Regions from separate parts of the Homo sapiens genome. Here region 2 is linked to region 1. The links are chromatin loops, found by intact Hi-C in ENCODE. Cell type or tissue: GM12878. All regions are shown on one strand. Each heading gives the region's core, and the rest is flanking DNA. Links, peaks and the distances in the headings are about the cores only. Region 1 has its middle 24 kb from the start of AMER2. Region 2 has its middle 24 kb from the start of LINC01053.

What was found. Hi-C counts contacts between places; a loop is a spot of excess contacts. Peaks named below come from ENCODE experiments on the same cell type or tissue, not always from the same donor. Only the 100,000 strongest peaks of a DNase experiment are listed, where the experiment ranks them.
Region 2: a loop joins it to region 1, with 2.9 times the contacts of the local background. A loop is called at or near these places in 1 of 110 quality-filtered maps.

What each region holds. Positions count from the first base shown.
Region 1 is chr13:25,143,644-25,151,979 of GRCh38, forward strand. No RefSeq gene overlaps it. Among named protein-coding and RNA genes, the nearest start is that of AMER2, 24 kb to the right of the region's middle. In GM12878, for the core only: no CTCF peak of the experiment used is centred there; a DNase peak (open chromatin) is centred at 4,598.
Region 2 is chr13:25,201,252-25,209,587 of GRCh38, forward strand. It overlaps the pseudogene RPL23AP69. Among named protein-coding and RNA genes, the nearest start is that of LINC01053, 24 kb to the left of the region's middle. In GM12878, for the core only: no CTCF peak of the experiment used is centred there; no DNase peak of the experiment used is centred there.

The sequences.
Region 1 (8,336 bases), core at 22-8,021:
GTAGGATCTATAGCTTCCATCATAATGAAGGAAAAAATATGACATTTATAATGAAATGAAGTGGCTGAATATCAGAAGATGTAATTAAAATGAGGAGGAAAAAGACCCCAATACGTAACCGTAAAGGTTCATCACGGCAAGATGCGTAAAGTCCTGTTCATTTGAGGCCAGAGAATGGCTTAGATCCCAAAATACTGTACTCTTAAAGAATGAGTTACTCACCATATTTCTTGTGAGCCGAACATGTGAGATACAATAAATGCTTTTAGTCACTGTCAGCACAGTGGAGATAATTTGCATATGATTTACATATAATCTTTTTGCAGGCAGATTACGGCGTTCACAAGTCTAATCTTTTTTTTTTTTTCCAAAGAGAAGGAGCCATTGACTAATGGATTTCTTTTAGATAATGTTAGAGTTTTCCAGCTTTTGTTGTTCCTGCCTCTAACCACTGAATATTAGCAAGCTCATAAATTGTCCTTTTGATTTACATATTAACACTCTGATCAAGACAAGAAAGCATGACAATCTAATCTTTGAAATGGTTATATAGTATGGGGTTGGGCTTAGTTCCCTGGGAGAAATGCCAAAGTTATAAAATTATAAACTACATTATTTATGAAAGAGAAATGTGTCCTGACAGAAATTAATTTAAAGGCAGAATTCTGTAATGGGTACAGCTTATTTGATCTGCCCATTCTACCCTGTGTAGTCTTGCTGTACTAATCTGTTTATTTACTCACTGATACACTTATGCTGTACTCCACAAATGATTCTAGGAAGCACACACACATACATAAAATGCACACACATAAGAATAGTTGAGATGACAAAGAATTAAGCCAGGGAGAGACTATCACACAAAATTCAAGCCATGCAGAGCTACGGTTCCCAGAGTGAGCTACAAATTTGGTGCCAAGCTTCTTAGCAGCCAAAGCAAAAAGTGCACCCCAATTATCGCAAGGTTCACAGAAAACAAAATTTTTCAGAAGTAGAGCATTTCTTGACTGTGAGACTTGGAAAATTTTCTATTGTGTCTCATGACAGCAAGTTCTCAAAGGATTTGTTAAATAACAGTAAATTTTGTTTTCTGTTTCATTACTTTCTGCGCTTATCTATATCATTTTTGAAATATGTAAATAGAACACAGTTTTGAAAAAACACTACCCGAAAGAAACTCATATTACAGGCGTAAGGAAACATGCATAAAGACGTTTGTACAGCATTGTTTTATTACAGACTAGATTTTCATCAGTAGAAGAATGGCTCCCAGCATGCACAATATGACAAAACCCCATCTCTAATTTAAAAATATATAAAAATTAGCTGAGCATGGTGGTGCATAGTCCTAGCTACCAGCGGGGCTGAGGCAGGAGCATCACCTGAGCCTTGGGAGGTTGAGGCTGCAGTGAGCCGTGATAATGCCACTGCACTCCAGCCTGGGCAGTAGAGCAAGATCCTGGCTCAAAAAAAAAAAAAAAAATAGAGAGAGCGAGAATAGCTCTATAAATTTTGAAATATCCATACATTGGGATATAATATGGCAGGTTAAAATAAATAAATTAGACCTGTATAGATAAATCTCAAAAACATTAAATAAAAAGTGAAACCACCTTTGCAAAAATTATAACAGTAAGAAAATAGGTCAGTGAAGGAGATTATATAACAAAAATATATACATATTTTTACATATGTACACATCCACATATGATTAACAAAAATATATAAACATGGATAAAAAGGATACATAACTTCAGGACAGCGATTCTCTCTAGGGCAGCAAAGAGAGGAATCTGGTGGCAGCCACATTGTGAATGCCAGATGGGGATGGAGAGCCGCAGAGACCCTCCACCAGATCTGTGATATTATGAAATATATACTTGGTCCCTACTTCCTGATAAAAGCTCCTAAAACCTTTGGAATTTCCAGTGACAAGAGTGGCTTTTGGCCGGGCGTGGTGGCTCATGCCTGTAATCCCAGCACTTTGGGAGGCCGAGACAGGCTGATCACCTGAGGTCGGGAGTTCAAGACCAACCTGACCAACATGGAGAAATCCTGTCTCTACTAAAAAAACAAAATTAGCTGGGTGTGGTGGCACATGCCTGTAATCTCAGCTACTCGGGAGGCTGAGGCAGGAGAATCACTTGAACCTGGGAGGTGGAGGTTGTGGTGAGCCAAGATCCTGCCCTTGCACACCAGCCTGGGCAACAAAAGCGATAACTCTGTCTCAAAAAAAAAAAAAGAAAAAAAGAATGTCTTTTGTACGCTACGCTAATGAGATGACTGGTAGCTAAGGGCCTGTAGATAGCTTCAGGGTGGGGACTGGTCAAAGGAAAGACCAAGGCATGATTAGAGGGTTGAGACTTTCAGCCCCATCCCCCAATCTCCAGGGAGGGGAGAGGGGCTAAAGGTTAAGTTGATCACCAATGGCCAATGAGTCAATCAGTCATGTCCACATAATGACAGTTCCATAAAAACCCCTAAAGGACTGGGTTTGGGCAGCTTCTGGGTTGCAGAACACATGGAAGTTCCTGGAGGATGGTGCCCCAAGAAAGGGCATGGAAGCTTCAGGGCCCTTCTCCCATACTTTACCCTATGCATCTCTCCATCTGGCTGTTCATGTGTACCCTTTGTAATAGCCTTCATAATAAATAGGCAATGGTAAGTAAAGTATTTCCTAAGTTCTGTGAGCCACTTTACCAAATTAGTCTAATACGAGGAGGAGCCATGGGAACCCCAATTTATAGCTGCTTGTACAGAAGCACGGGTCACAGATGAGCCTTATGATTGGCATCTGAAACGGGGGTGGGGGGGGCGGGGAGGGTGGCAGCAGTCTTATGGAACTGAGCCTTTAACCTGTGGCATCTGAGGCTATCTCCAAGGAGATAGTGTCAGAACTGAGTTGAATTGAATTACAGGATACCCAGCTGGTGTCCACTCTAGAATTGTTTGGTGTCTGGGAAAAAATCCCCACACACCTTGTATCAGGAGTGTTGTGCTGAGTGGTGTGTGAGATTAGGAAAACTATCAAATATTTTAATATGAAACTCCACCAAACATCTTGGTTGGGATTTTCCCCCCATCTCTAAGATTATCTGTAAGACTTTCTTTAAACAAAAATAGGAAATAAATATGGCAAACCAATTAACAGTCTAATCTTGGTTGTGGGCACTTGGATGTCTCTTATTCTTTCTGTCAACTTTTCAGTGTATTGGAACATTTAATATTTAAATATAAAAAATTAAAGGCCGGGCGCGGTGGCTCACGCCTGTAATCCCAGCACTTTGGGAGGCAGAGGCGGGTGGATCATGAGGTCAGGAGATCGAGACCATCCTGGCTAACACGGTGAAACCCCGTCTCTACTAAAAATACAAAAAATTAGCCAGGCGTGGTGGCGGGCACCTGTAGTCCCAGCTACTCGGGAGGCTGAGGCAGGAGAATGGCGTGAACCCGGGAAGCGGAGCTTGCAGTGAGCCGAGATTGCGCCACTGCACTCCAGCCTGGGCGACAGAGCGAGACTCCGTCTCAAAAAAAAAAAAAAAAAAAAAAAAAAAGAAAAATTAAAATAATAAAAGGGAAGTTAGAGGACAGATTTTAAAGGATCTAGAAGACCATAAAGATGCAACCTTTATTCTCAAAGCAATAAGGCTGTTTGATCAAGGCAAAGCCTTGTCAGAGCTGTTCTGGAGAAAGATGACTCTCCCAGCCACATAGAATAGATACACAGAAGAGTTGGAAGCAAAGAGGTGTATTAGGAAGTTGTTGTGAAATTTCTATTATAAGAAAAATGGTGCAACCTATATTACTTGGAAAATATACAAATATTTGCTTAAAATATATAAGCAAATCTCTTGCTTTTAAATTCCTGTGATACATAATTAACTCCATCTCTGTATTTGAAGGTCATATTCTCAAAAGTTGTCCTATAGGGATTATTGGAGCCCTTACTGTCCCATCTCACCATCAGGCTCAACGTTTTTTCTGACTCAACTGTAGATTTGTGGAAAATATTTTGATTACTATAAAGAGTGAATGAGAAAAACTGAGACTGGGGGTAGGGAGGGAATCAGGAATCAAAAAAGATTATTGCTTCTATTAAGAATACCCTAAGGGGAGCAACATAAAATTAAAACTGAAAGCAGATTTTGTGCAAATCACATGCTAATTCACTGGTGGCCCATCTATTTTAAGTACTGGCTTAGTTACATGTGATTAACATGAGTACATCAAATCCAAGAAGGCACACAACACAACTCACAGTCCTCACAGCAATGCACCGTGTTTATCCCGCTGAGTTTTTCCCAAGAGTAAATTCACCTATAGGAGAAGCTGAAGACCCACACTTGCTCCCTAGCCATAACTTGTCAACTTGCATGATCTGTGCATGCCCCAGGAATTTCCCACAAATCAGTACATTGTGACTGATTTAGAGCACTTTCCATTCTAGTTATAACTCTGTCTACATTAGGTATATGTCTATGGACATTTCTGCTTTCACACTGTAGGGCTGGCTACCAAGTGCTGCTTAAAAACAAAACAAAACAAACAAACAAAAAACACTCTCAGAATTGTGCTGATTGACTCATCTATGTATTTGTGCTATCTAACCTAGGGGTGGAGTGGTGCTTATAATCTTGTATTCATGGGTAAACTATCTCTTCTCAGTCCCCACGGTGCTGTTTCAGACTTTGGCAGTCACCTTAAGTCCCTCCCACTTTCTGGCTTCCCTTTTCCACTTTAAGAACGTGAGCCCTCCTGGACCTGAAGCGATGCCTGTCGTTCACATTGATCGCTCTTGCTTGTCCTATGTGGATTTCCTCATCTTCTTTCCACTTGGGGGAAATTTAATTTGAGTGTGGCTCCTGCCCTGTGCTAAGGGATGGAACAGGTGACCCACATGTGGCTCTTCAGCACCCAGCAATGATTGGATCAGAGGTGATCACATGTCCCAGAGGCTGACCAATCACAGTCAGACAAATCCCTGGCCACGAAAATTGGTTCGAAGATGAGATTAAGACCCCAATCAGTGGAATCCAGGTCAATGCCAAAATTTGCACTTGACCTCCAGGAGGAAACCTCCTTTTTCTTTCCTTGTGCTGGATCCTAAGAGGATGAGCCAGGGACTAAGCAGTGGCCCCTGAGAATTGGAACCAATGAAACAGAGAGGAAAAGAAACCAAGATCTGATAGCACTGTTTGAATTCCTAGATACATACCTCGCTGAAACCAGCCCTGCCCTTGGCCTTTCCATGAACCAGTGACTGCCCTCTTTGTTTCAGTCAGTCTGAGCAGGGTTTTCTGTCACCTGCTATTGGGAAGTCCTGACTAACCCAGTGCCCTGTTCCGTTCTCCAAAGCAGCCTCTGCATTCCTTCTCCAGGCTACAGGCAGACCTTGTCCTCACACCCTCCACAGATGGCCTGCCTCTTATGCCACTGAGAAAAGAGAAGCCATCAGGGACATAGCCCCCAGCTTCTCTCTTCTGACTTCTCATCTATCTGCACCTCCGCCACTGTTGCAATATCAGAAAAGGCGTCCTGTCCAAGGAAAGCCTGCCACCTCTGCTCCTGCCCCGCCTGCCTGCCCTCCTCTTACACCTAGCTTTATCAGTTACTCCCTTTTCTTTGTGTAGCTTCAGTCTCTCCTGCCGCATGGCTCTTGATCTTCAGCACATGAACTTACATATGTCTCTCACTGTCAGAAGAAGAAAAAGGCCCAGCGTGGTGGTTCACACCCATAATCTCAGCACTTTGGGAGGCCAAGGCAGGCGGATTGCTTTGAGCCCAGGAGTTCTAGACCAGGCTGGGAAACATAGTGAGACCATGCCTCTAAAAAATAAAAACAAAAATTTGCTGGGCATGGTGGCACACGCCTGTGTGCCTCCTAGCTATTCAGGAGGCTGAAGTGGGAGGGTCTCTTGAGCCCAGGAAGCTGAGGCTGCAGTGAGCTATGTTTGTGCCACTACACTCCAGCCTGGATGACAGAGTGAGATCCTATCTCTAAAATAAATAAAAATAAAATAGAAGAAAGAAAGGGAGGAAGGGAGGGCGGAAAAAACAACTTTTCTTCTTCCAGAAAATCAATCTCTCATTCTTTTCTTTTCTTTGCTTCAGAACATGTTTTGTTCAAACATCTCCTGTCCTCGCTCTACTCTCCCATCATTCACGGCAATTAGGATGCTGCCCCTCCGCATCCTAATTGGAGAGCTCCGGAATCTGCCAAGTGCAGTGGCCTACTTTTAGCATTTCACTCCTCTCTCACAATTGGTTCTGCTGATTTATCCTCAGCATCCGTGAGGGCTCCCTCATGGATCTTATGCTCCTTTTCAGTGGCCCTTCCACCCCTTTCCATCCCTGAACCCAACCAGTTTTTTTGGATGAAAAAACTTGTTGAAAATGTGACAAAGTCCACAGTTTGTTTCCCTAGAAACATGTACTTTGCATATCACTGTTCAAGGCTCTTAGTAACAAACTGCACAATACAGTACAGCAGTTTAAGTAGAGGGGGCTTTGCTCAGAGAACAGATAGCTCACACAACGGTTGGGAGCCTGCAGCCCTACAGTAGAGCTGGTCTGCCTCTGCCCAGCGAGGAAGCTTCCAAATCAAAAGCCACCACCAGCTACTGGCGCAAAAGCGATCTGCCTCCACCAGGATCTCTGCCGGCAAAACGGGAGCCCCACACCCCACTCTTCTCTTCTCCTGTGTAACTCCATCCCAGATCAAATCTCACCTGAGGTTCGCTGTCTCCAGGTGACCCTGTTTCTAATCAAGGTCTCGCACAAGCTCATCTTACTGGCAGAATCTAAACCTTGTCCAGAGTCCCAGCTTCAAAGGGGGTGGGAATGTAGTTTCCCACTTTCCAACTTCTGCACTCTAGGGAGGGCTGGAATAAGAGCTACTAACCCATCTACTGTATCACCACCTACCCACAAACACAGAATCCAAGGACTGAAGTTCAAGGATCACATTTTAAAGGTTAATGCTCCTAAGTGCTTTAGTAAGGATTTCTGTTGTTGTTACAAGTGTTGGAAATTACACTTCAAATCACCTATAGTAGGAAAGGGAATTAATTGGCTCAGATAGTCAAAAAGTTCAAGAGCAGAGCTTGGTCACATTCATGTCAGGTGAGCGTGGGCATCAGGATCTGCTTCCCACTCCCTGGCTCTCTTTCCAGCTCTCCACTCTGTTTGCCACCGCTTTTCTCTCAGGCAGGATCTCCCTGCAGGGACTGGGGGCCAAGAGATACCAAAAGGCGGAGGCTCAATGCTGCGAAGGCGAATCAAGACTGTCCGTTATAGGCCGGGTGCGGTGGCTCACACTGTCATCCCAGCACTTTGGGAGGACGAGGCAGGAGGTTCACTTGAGGCCAGGAGTTCAAGAGCAGCCTGGGCAACACAGGGAGATCCTGTTTCTACCAAAAAGAAAAAAAGACCATCCATTATACCAGGATACTCACAACAAGTGTGTGATTTCAGCTACTGCCTTGACCTACCCCTTGACTTATTGGAGATAAATCTTACTTTGATTATTTCCATTCAGTGAAACAGAAATTTAAGGTCACCTGAAGACATGATCCAGCTGAAAGGAAATTTCTAGAAGGAGAGGCACTCTCTTTTTATTCCTCATCCATTCCTTCAGAATGGTAAACAATATTCTGAAGTGACTCACATTCCTTCTGTTTTTCCACTGAAAATGGAATTGTTTACTGTTGAATAATCCAGCTCACTTTGTCAGAATGACGGGCATAGACATTTCTGTCCACAGAAGATTTTTTAAAACATATATACATATTATTGCTTCCCCAGGAACAGAACTGTGAATCCTTATGACCTCCAAATCAGACGATTCCATTACTCTTTCATCTCATGTAAGGAAGGCTCACAACCCAACATGTCCTAATTAACCAATTTTCCTTCCAATATTTGCTTTTCATTCAAAATTTTTCCTGTTTCTATTAATCACCTTCTACCCTTTACCCAAATTAGAAACTTTGGAGTCGTCTGCCATTTCTCTCTCTCTCTCTCTCTCTCTCTCTCTCTTCTTTCATACCAAGTTCTTCACCAAGTACTGTTACCAGCTTCTAATCTCTCTCAAATCTGTGTCTTCCCCTCCTCCTCTCTACCTTCCTTAATTCACAAGGCCTGGAGGTGCAGCAAAAGCTTGAGAACAGGTTTCTCCCCTCCAGTCTGGCCCTTCTGCATTCCACCCCTTGCTAGAAAAGAGAAGCAGACACATAACTGACTTTAGAATCGCCCCTCACTCCCCGTGGAATCTTGAGAAAAGTCATTTCTCCTCCTTGGACTTGAGTTTCTTCATTTGTAAAATAAAAGAGTTGGGA
Region 2 (8,336 bases), core at 91-8,090, 58 kb after region 1:
CCTAAGCTTTCCATCTCTTCCTTGCCCAGTGTTCCAAAGGAAAAGTAAGGACAGGAACTTCCTCACCCAACAGGTGCCTTTGTGATCAAAGGTTGGTGTTTTCTGGGCCTGGGAGAGGTCATAGCTCCTTTTCCTTCAGGGTTGGGTGGATTTTACTTTATTTTGTGGAGACTCTCCTTTGTTGGGGCCCTCCCACCCACAGGTCTCTTAGCATGGGCATCAGCTCCTCTGGCTGGCCACTGGTTATCTCCCCCTCCCCACCCCACAGCCCCACGCATTTGGGTTTCCAGCCTGGCCTTCTCAGATGACGGCCGTTTACAATGGCTTTGGGTGGGTTCCCTCTTCCATGGGGACCACACCTCATCCTAGCCCAATGGCTCAGCAATGGGATTGACTTCTGAGTCCCCTCATTTGTTTCCTTTCCGAATCATCTCCTGAGAGATACAAATAGGGACACTTGACTGGGGTGGCATCTGGGGTCATAAGTGGGGACAACAGCAGATCCTGTCACCTTCTGGGGACTGGTGCCATTTCTTGGCTAAGGTTGTCAGTAGAGGAATCCATCCACCCTCCTATCCACCCTTCCTCTCAGTCTTGTGTGCAGCAGGCTTCCCCAGGCTAAATCCACCACTGTGGGCCTGTCCCAGGAGGTCCAGAGGTATGTTGGTGTCTGCTACATCAGTCAGGGAGCTTTTGGCAGCAAGTAACAGAACACGTGACTAAGAGTGGCTAAAGCAAGGGGGGTTGTTATTCCATATACTAAGTACAGAAGAAGACAGTTCCGTATTGATCCAGTGATTTGATGGTATCCAGGCTCTGTGTCAGCTTCTCTGCTGTCTCTGTATTTTTCCCTCTTGGTCACAAGATGGCTGCCACAGTTCCAAGCATCACATCCTCACACGACAATATGCCAAGGCAGGAAGGAAAGGGTAAATCCTCTTCATGGAACTCTATTTTCAACAGAATGGAAAACCTTTTGCCAAATTCCCCAACAGACTTTACATCTCATTGGCCAGAATGGGGCCCCATATCCCCACTCCCCACTGCTCCAACCCAATCCCTCTCTAAGGGGACTGGGATTCTCATGGTGGGTTTAGACTCATCATGATTTTTCCTGTGGAACTGCTTCCATCTTCCCTCAGTCAACCTATTCCAGAACAGAATTGGGAGTTTGTTAGGAAGGGAAAGCAGGGGACTGGCTGTTGGTGAGCCACCACACTGTCACCACAGGCACCAAGGACAAACACCGCCTACTTCCACCTCGTAGCCCTGCCCAAGGCAAGTTCTAAGACCGCATTCACCAGTCTTTCTGAGTTGAAACCAGTCACGCACGTGATTGCGGTGACAGGAACGAAGCTGAGTTCTCCAGTGTGAGGAGGTTTGTTCTTGCCTCCTGTGCCCTGACGTGCCGAACAAGCTGAATGAAAAGTGGGAAACAGGCCCGGTGCTACTCCAGGACATGAGATCCGGAGCTGCAGGGCGGGGCTCCAGCAGTGCCCCCTCACTGGGCAACACTGCCAGCCTGGCTTTGCTTGTGCCTCAACTTCCCCAGATTGAAGCCTGGGTCTGCTGAGCCAGGGAGGCGGGAATGGATGGAGTCGGGGCAGGGGAAAGCGTAGGGGGTTGTGGCACTCACAAAGGACCAACATGGCTGTGACACAACAACAAAACACAAACAGCCTTTAGCGTACTTACAGGGAGCAGTGGGGAGGTAAGGTGAAAATCCGCCAGAACAGTGCGAGCGAGGGGTGTAGGAGCCTACAGCATCTGCAGATGCGGCTGCCAGGAAGCCCTGAGGAGCGGACTCAGAGGGCAATGAGATGAGAGTTGAATCCAGAAGGAAGGGAGAGAAAATGGTGAGTGGAGGTAGAGAGGGTGGCGAGGGATGGCAGAATGGGGAGGGGAAAAGGGTCCTTTCCTCTGGGTTTGCAGGTTCAGTCTTAGAGGCTGGACTTCTCTTTGTTTTCTCCTGAAAGGAAGTTAGTTAGGGGGAGCTGACGTCCACGTTAAGAGGCCTGTGGTGGGAGAGCCCCAACGAAGGATCGTCTCTAAACTAGCTGGTTTCTGACAATCACTGAAGCACGTTATAGTGTGGCTTGTTTTCATTAGTTTGAATATCCATGCTCTGGGCTCGGGGGTTAATTTAACTTTCACCACTGTCACACATGAATCAGATCCTCCTCTTGGGGAGTTTGAATGTGAAATACAGAGTTAGAAAATAGGGGCAGTAAAGTGGAAGGGAAGGCAGGAGCAGAGCCCTGGAGGCCCCGCAGCCTGGGAAAGCATCGAGGCGAAGAAGCAGCGGCCACAGGATCCCTGGAGAAATAAGTCATGCCCGGGTAGAGAGGGAGTGCCAGCACCAGAGAGGGGAGCGGCGCTGAGACACAGAAGGGACGTCAGTGCTCCTGCTGCCCCGGGAACCACATAGCCCCGTCCCTAGAGCTGCTGTGCACTCAGAATGGGAAAGCTTCCCCTCTATCCTCCTGACCCCTGCCAGGTGACACATTCCTCATTTCTTTATTTCCTCACATGTCCCTTTAATAAACCCTCCTTACTTAAAGTAACCAGATAAGTACCTTTCTTTGGCTCTAAAAGAGCTCATTAAGATCATCATCCTGTACTTGCTTCTCCATTTTGATTCTGAATCAATAAGAACATTTTTCCCATGGTGAAATATATTCCAGCTTTCTATGCATGAATGTCATAATTGCTGTGGCTTTGGTATGCATGGATAGTGCGTGTGTGTGGACAAAAAACAAATTCAGTAGTTTATTCACTCACCACGCATGTTTTTAACATGCACACCAGGTGCCAGGTGATGAGGCTCCGGAGGTGAAGAAGATGGTATTAAAGCGTTATGATTCTATCTAGAATATTTTACACCTCAGAAAAGAGTGTAGAAAAACTGAAACCAAAGACAAAGGAACTATGGAGGAAAAAAGATTTAAAAGACATTCACTGGCTTAAGGAAGAAGAAAAGAGAAAGGACCACAAGCCTATCCATCTCTGCGGGGGACAGGAAAGCAATGAAGGTCCATCCATATGTGCACAGCACATGTCCCTCAGTGCCACTTGGTCCTCTCCATGGTGGTGGCTGTCCTCGGGGGCAACGTGAAAAGTCTCCTGCCAGCACCCCTGATGCAGATCCCCCTCCACCCTGGTGCTTCCATCATCCGAGTCTCTGTCCACCTGGGGGTCTAAGGCAGCAGCCGCAAGTGCGGCACCGGCATCGGGGATGCTGCCTGCATGCTGGACAACAGCAGCTAGATGCGTGGCTTTTAAGATTGAAAAGATAGGCCAGGCGCGATGGCTCACACCTATAATTCCAGCACTTTGGGAGACTGAGGCAGGTGGTCAGTTCAAGACCAGCCTGGCCAACATGATGAAACCCTGCCTCTACTAAAAATACAAAAATTAGTCAGATATGGTGGCATGCAGCTGTAATCCTCAGGAGGATGAGGAAGGAGAATCGCTTGAACCTGGGAGGTGGAGGTTGCAGTGAGCTGAGATTGCACCACTGCACTCCAGCCTGGACAACAAGAGTGAAACTCTGTCTCCACAAAAAAAAAAAAAAAAAAAAAATTGAGAAACAATAAAGGTGTATGTGTCCAAGTGTGCCTATTAACAGCGCTGTAAATGATGTATCTGAAAGAGCCATATAGACATGTGTGCTTTTGCATGCCAGAGTTTCAGAGGTCATCCAAGGAAAGGAAAAGAATGAGACTTCTATGTCAGACACCAGGTCTGTGCTAGATGAGAGAGCACGGAAGCACCTGCGGCTTACATTTAGAACAACAGAGGAGTTGGACAGGGGGGATGGTACAGCAGCTCATTGGCTGCCTGATTCAAGGCCAAAATCAAAGGCTGGATGCCTTTGCACTTCACTTGCATGGTTTTCTTTTTAAAAAGTGGCATCACGTGGAAATTTGTGCACTCTCTCAGAATCCTTCCAACCTGCTGTGAGAAATGTGTGCTAAGTGCACTTTTAAAAAGGAGTCAAGAATGATTTTTCTTACTGCAGTAGTTTGACTTCACACTCGAATAATGATTTTATGCTCACCTTGACTGTTTTCATGTCATCACTGCCTGGACTCACACACCGCATGGGAACTGCTCAAAGACAGTAGCAGCCACTGAGTAGTTTGGGAAATGCTTCATTCCACATCACCCTCAACAACCCTGCTCTTACTTAGTACAAGTGAGAACCATCACCGCTGGCTTGAACCCACCCATGAAGAAACACGGGCTGAGGAGGGGAAGCACCTGGTAAGAAAAAGAGCTTTGACTTTCAACTAACAAGCCATGGGCCTTCAAAGAAATTAACCGAATAATCTGAATAAAATATAATAAAGCAAAAAAGTAAAGTTTTTGGATAAAGACTGTGGATTTTTTTGACTCTTCATACTAACACAATTCTCATCCCTCCAGCTGAGTTCACCTGACCCGAGACTGCATAGCTTTGCTTCACTTCTTCCAGGAGCTCACAACACCTGTGAGGCTGAGTGACTCGAGGAGTGACTAAGAGATTGGCCCAGTCCTGTTTGCTCCTGTATGTTATGTATTGACACCGAGGACACTTCTTTCTGTCAGATGTGCAGGAACAAGAGCCCCCTTCTCCTCCCTGGCCATGCTACCTGATGCCCATGAGTACTCCACAGTCTCCAGCCAGAGGCACGTCTCACTCAGGTGTTGTCCAATTATCTGGATAGCAAATGGAGAAAAAAAACCACCCATCACCCACAAAACAGATCTTCCAACTGCTGCTTTTAGAAAAGCTCTTTGGACCCTTTTCACAAGATAGCGCTGAGGGTGAAGAAGGAAGATCCTGCCCCTCCTAAAGCCAAAGCAAAGGCTCTGAAGGCCAAGAAGGCAGTGCAGAAAGGCATCCACAGCCAGAAGAAGAAGGAGAAGGAAAAGAAGAACCACACACTGGTCCAAGACACTGCAACTCTGGAGGCAGCCAAAATATCCTTGGAAGAGTGCCCCCAGGAGAAACAAGCTTGACTACTATGCCATCACCAAGTTTCTGCTGACCACTGAGTCCACCATGAAGATAGAAGACAACAATACACTGGTGTTCATTGTGGATGTTAAAGCCAACAAGCACCAGATCAAATAGGCTGTAAAGAAGCTCTATGACATTGATGTGGCCAAGGTCAACACCCTGATTCGGCCTGATGGAGAGAAGAAGACGTATGTTCCACTGGCTCCTGAGGACCATGCTTTGGATGGTCAACAAAATTTGGATCATCTCAACTGAGTCCTGCTGGCTAACTATATATACATATATCTTTACACCAGAAAAAAAAATTTTTTTAATAAAAATTTTAAAAAAATTTTAAAAAAGCTCTTACAGGCCAGCTGCGGTGGCTCACGCACTTTGGGAGGTCAAGGCGGGTGGATCACCTGAGGTCAGGAGTTTGAGACCAGCCTCACTAACATGGTGAAACCCCATCTCTACTAAAAATACAAAGATTAGCCTGGTGTGATGGTGTGTGCCTGTAATCCCAGCTACTCGGGAGGCTGAGGCAGGAGAATCACTTGAACCGGGGAATCGGAGGTTGCAGTGAGCCAAGATGGCACTGCTGCACTCCAGCCTGGGTGACAGAGTGTGACTCCATCTCAATTAATCAATCAATCAATTAATAAATCAGCTCTTACATTTTCCTGGTTGAAGCTGTGGCTACATCACCACCTGCTATGCTTGGCACAGTTCTTGGCCCCCAGGAGGGACTCAGTAAGTGTTTGTTGAGTGAGCAATTCACACTGCACAGCCTCTGTCCTTCTGCACATGGTTGTCCCAGCTCACTTACCTGCACTGCCCCTCTAAGTGAGACCCCTTGTGCAGGACCCGTGCAGGATAGATGTCTCAGCACCTGGGGCCGGAATCGCAGGGAGCATGGAGGTCCTACAGAATGGGCCAAGCTTCCAGAGCTGGTGTGGATAGCAGGAGCTCCGTAGAGACCACATCAGCATCTTCTCTTCTATTTCTACTTTTAGAATAAAGGAAGTCACTCTCCTGCTTAAAACCTTCCAGGAATTTTCCCTTTTTCTTAGGGTGATCAAGTCTGAACTCCTTAACCCGGTCTACCTACCCCTGGCAACATGGCTCTTTTCGCTCTGTCCTAACCCACCTCCCGCCACTGTCCCCTTCGTCCACTGGGCTCTGGCCACCTGGCTCCCAAGTGCCACCTGCTCACTTGCTGCCTCAGGCTCAGCCTACTCCAGCTCTGCTCCCACCTCATCTGTCCTTCACAGCACTCTCTCCATTGGAAACAGATGCTCACTGATGTAAGCCTCTCCCTTCAGACCATGAGCTCCATGAGGCAGAACCTCATCCGTCTTGCTCATCATCATCCCTATGAGAGGCAAAGTAGCAAAAGCCAAGCCAAGCTTGCTCATTCCAGCAGAATTTCACAAAGCCCCTGACTCTGTGACGACATACAGCAGCTCTCCGAAAAGATGCTTTGAAGACAAAACAGGATAGAGCACGTGGCTCCCTATGTCTCTTGCCAGAGTCACTATATTCCTTAAAAGATAAATGACCCTAGAGTCCTTGCCTTTTCCTACACAAAATGTCTGATGGGGTTAGGGATTATTCCTCTGTAATCTATAACCAGATGTGCTCTTATACCCAAACCTTGATGTGATTCTGTGTCAGTGTAACATCTGTGCAAGTTTGATGTGATTTTTGCACATGCAAAAAGTAAGCTGGGACCTGTATATAAGCTGTAGGCTGAAATATTGTGGTGGAGCAGTCTGACAGAACCTCTCTAAAGGGCTGCTTCTGGGCTCTAGGCTCCAGTCAGTAAGATTTTTTGGTGTATGTTTTATTTTTTTTTAATATTTTGTAGAGGTGGGGTCTTGCTATGTTGCCCAGGCTAGTCTTGAACTCCTGGGCTCAAGTGATCCTCCTGCCTCAGCCTCCCAAAGTGCTGGGATTACAGATGTAAGCCACCATGCTTGGCCTAACACCTTTGTTTTTTGGTTTTGGGTTTTTTGGGGGGTGGTTTTGAGATAGGGTTTCACTCTGTCACCCAGGCTGGAGTGCAGTGGCACAATCACAGCTCACTGCACCCTTGAACTCCTGGGCTCAAGCAATCCCCCCACCTCGGCCTCCTGAGTAGCTGGGACTACAGGCATGCACCACCATGCCCAGACAATTTTTGTATTTTTTGTAGAGTTGCGGTTTCACCATATTGCCCAGGCTGATTTCAATCTCCTGGCCTCAAAGGATCCACCTGCTTTGGCCTCCCAAAGTGTTGGGATTACAGGCTTGAGCCACCACACCTGGCCTCAGCCTAAGATCTCTGAATAACACTAACTTTAATTCTTTAAAAGCTTGACTTTTTTTCATTAATTGGCCCCCAGTAACATTTCCTGTCACAGTGCAGTTAAGCAATGAATACTGGAAGGAAGGGAAGGAAGAAGGTGGCGGGGTTGGGGGGCAAGGAAGGAGGGAAGAGAAGGGACGGGAGGCGAAGACAGGGGGAGACGCTTCTTACTCTAAGAAGGCCCGTCCTTCCTACCCATGGACTTACAGGTCTCACAGGGAGAGGCAGGGAGGAATTAATGAATAGCCTCCAACAGACGATTCATTTCATTACATCCCATGCTCTGCAAAGAAACAGTCATTTTAGGAACTTTTCTCGCTAAATTATATTGGTTTTACGGTATTAACTGCATTTTAATATTAGTCTGTTTCATTAAAGATAAATGCTCTCAAAAGCTTCCCACGGGAAAAATGCCCTGGCCCAGATAGCACTGTGTTAAGCCTCTTAAATAAGCCATTTCTATAAAATCACCAATTCCCTCATTCTGAGCATAATGATGTAGGCTTTCTGACAGAAACTAAAAATCAGGCCTGTTGTCACTGGGTTTTTCTAGGTTTCATTAAGAGGCCACCCCTCACATGGACTGGTAAGGGGCATTTTCCAAAACTCCTGGTTCCGCGGAGAAGGTAAAGTCTAACACCAGTGCTTAGTACCCAAGGAGCCCTTGCCCTGGGCCAGCACTGGGAGAAGCAGGGCATGACTGGGTGAAGCTCTGGTGTGATCCACGTTCTGTTGTCCAACGGGTGGCCTCAGGTGGGGACTTCCCTTCCTCTGTAAAGTGAGGACTATGATACTACCCATCTCAGGCAGTGACAAGGATCAAGGGTCAGGATGCATGCTGAGTGGCCCATGAAAAAGCCTCTGAAGGCCGGGCGCGGTGATTCACACCTGTAATCCCAGCACTCTGGGAGGCTGAGGTGGGCGGATCACTTGAGGTCAGGAGTTCGAGACCAGCCTGGCCAACAGGGTGAAACCCTGTCTCTAGCTAAAAAAAAAAAAAGA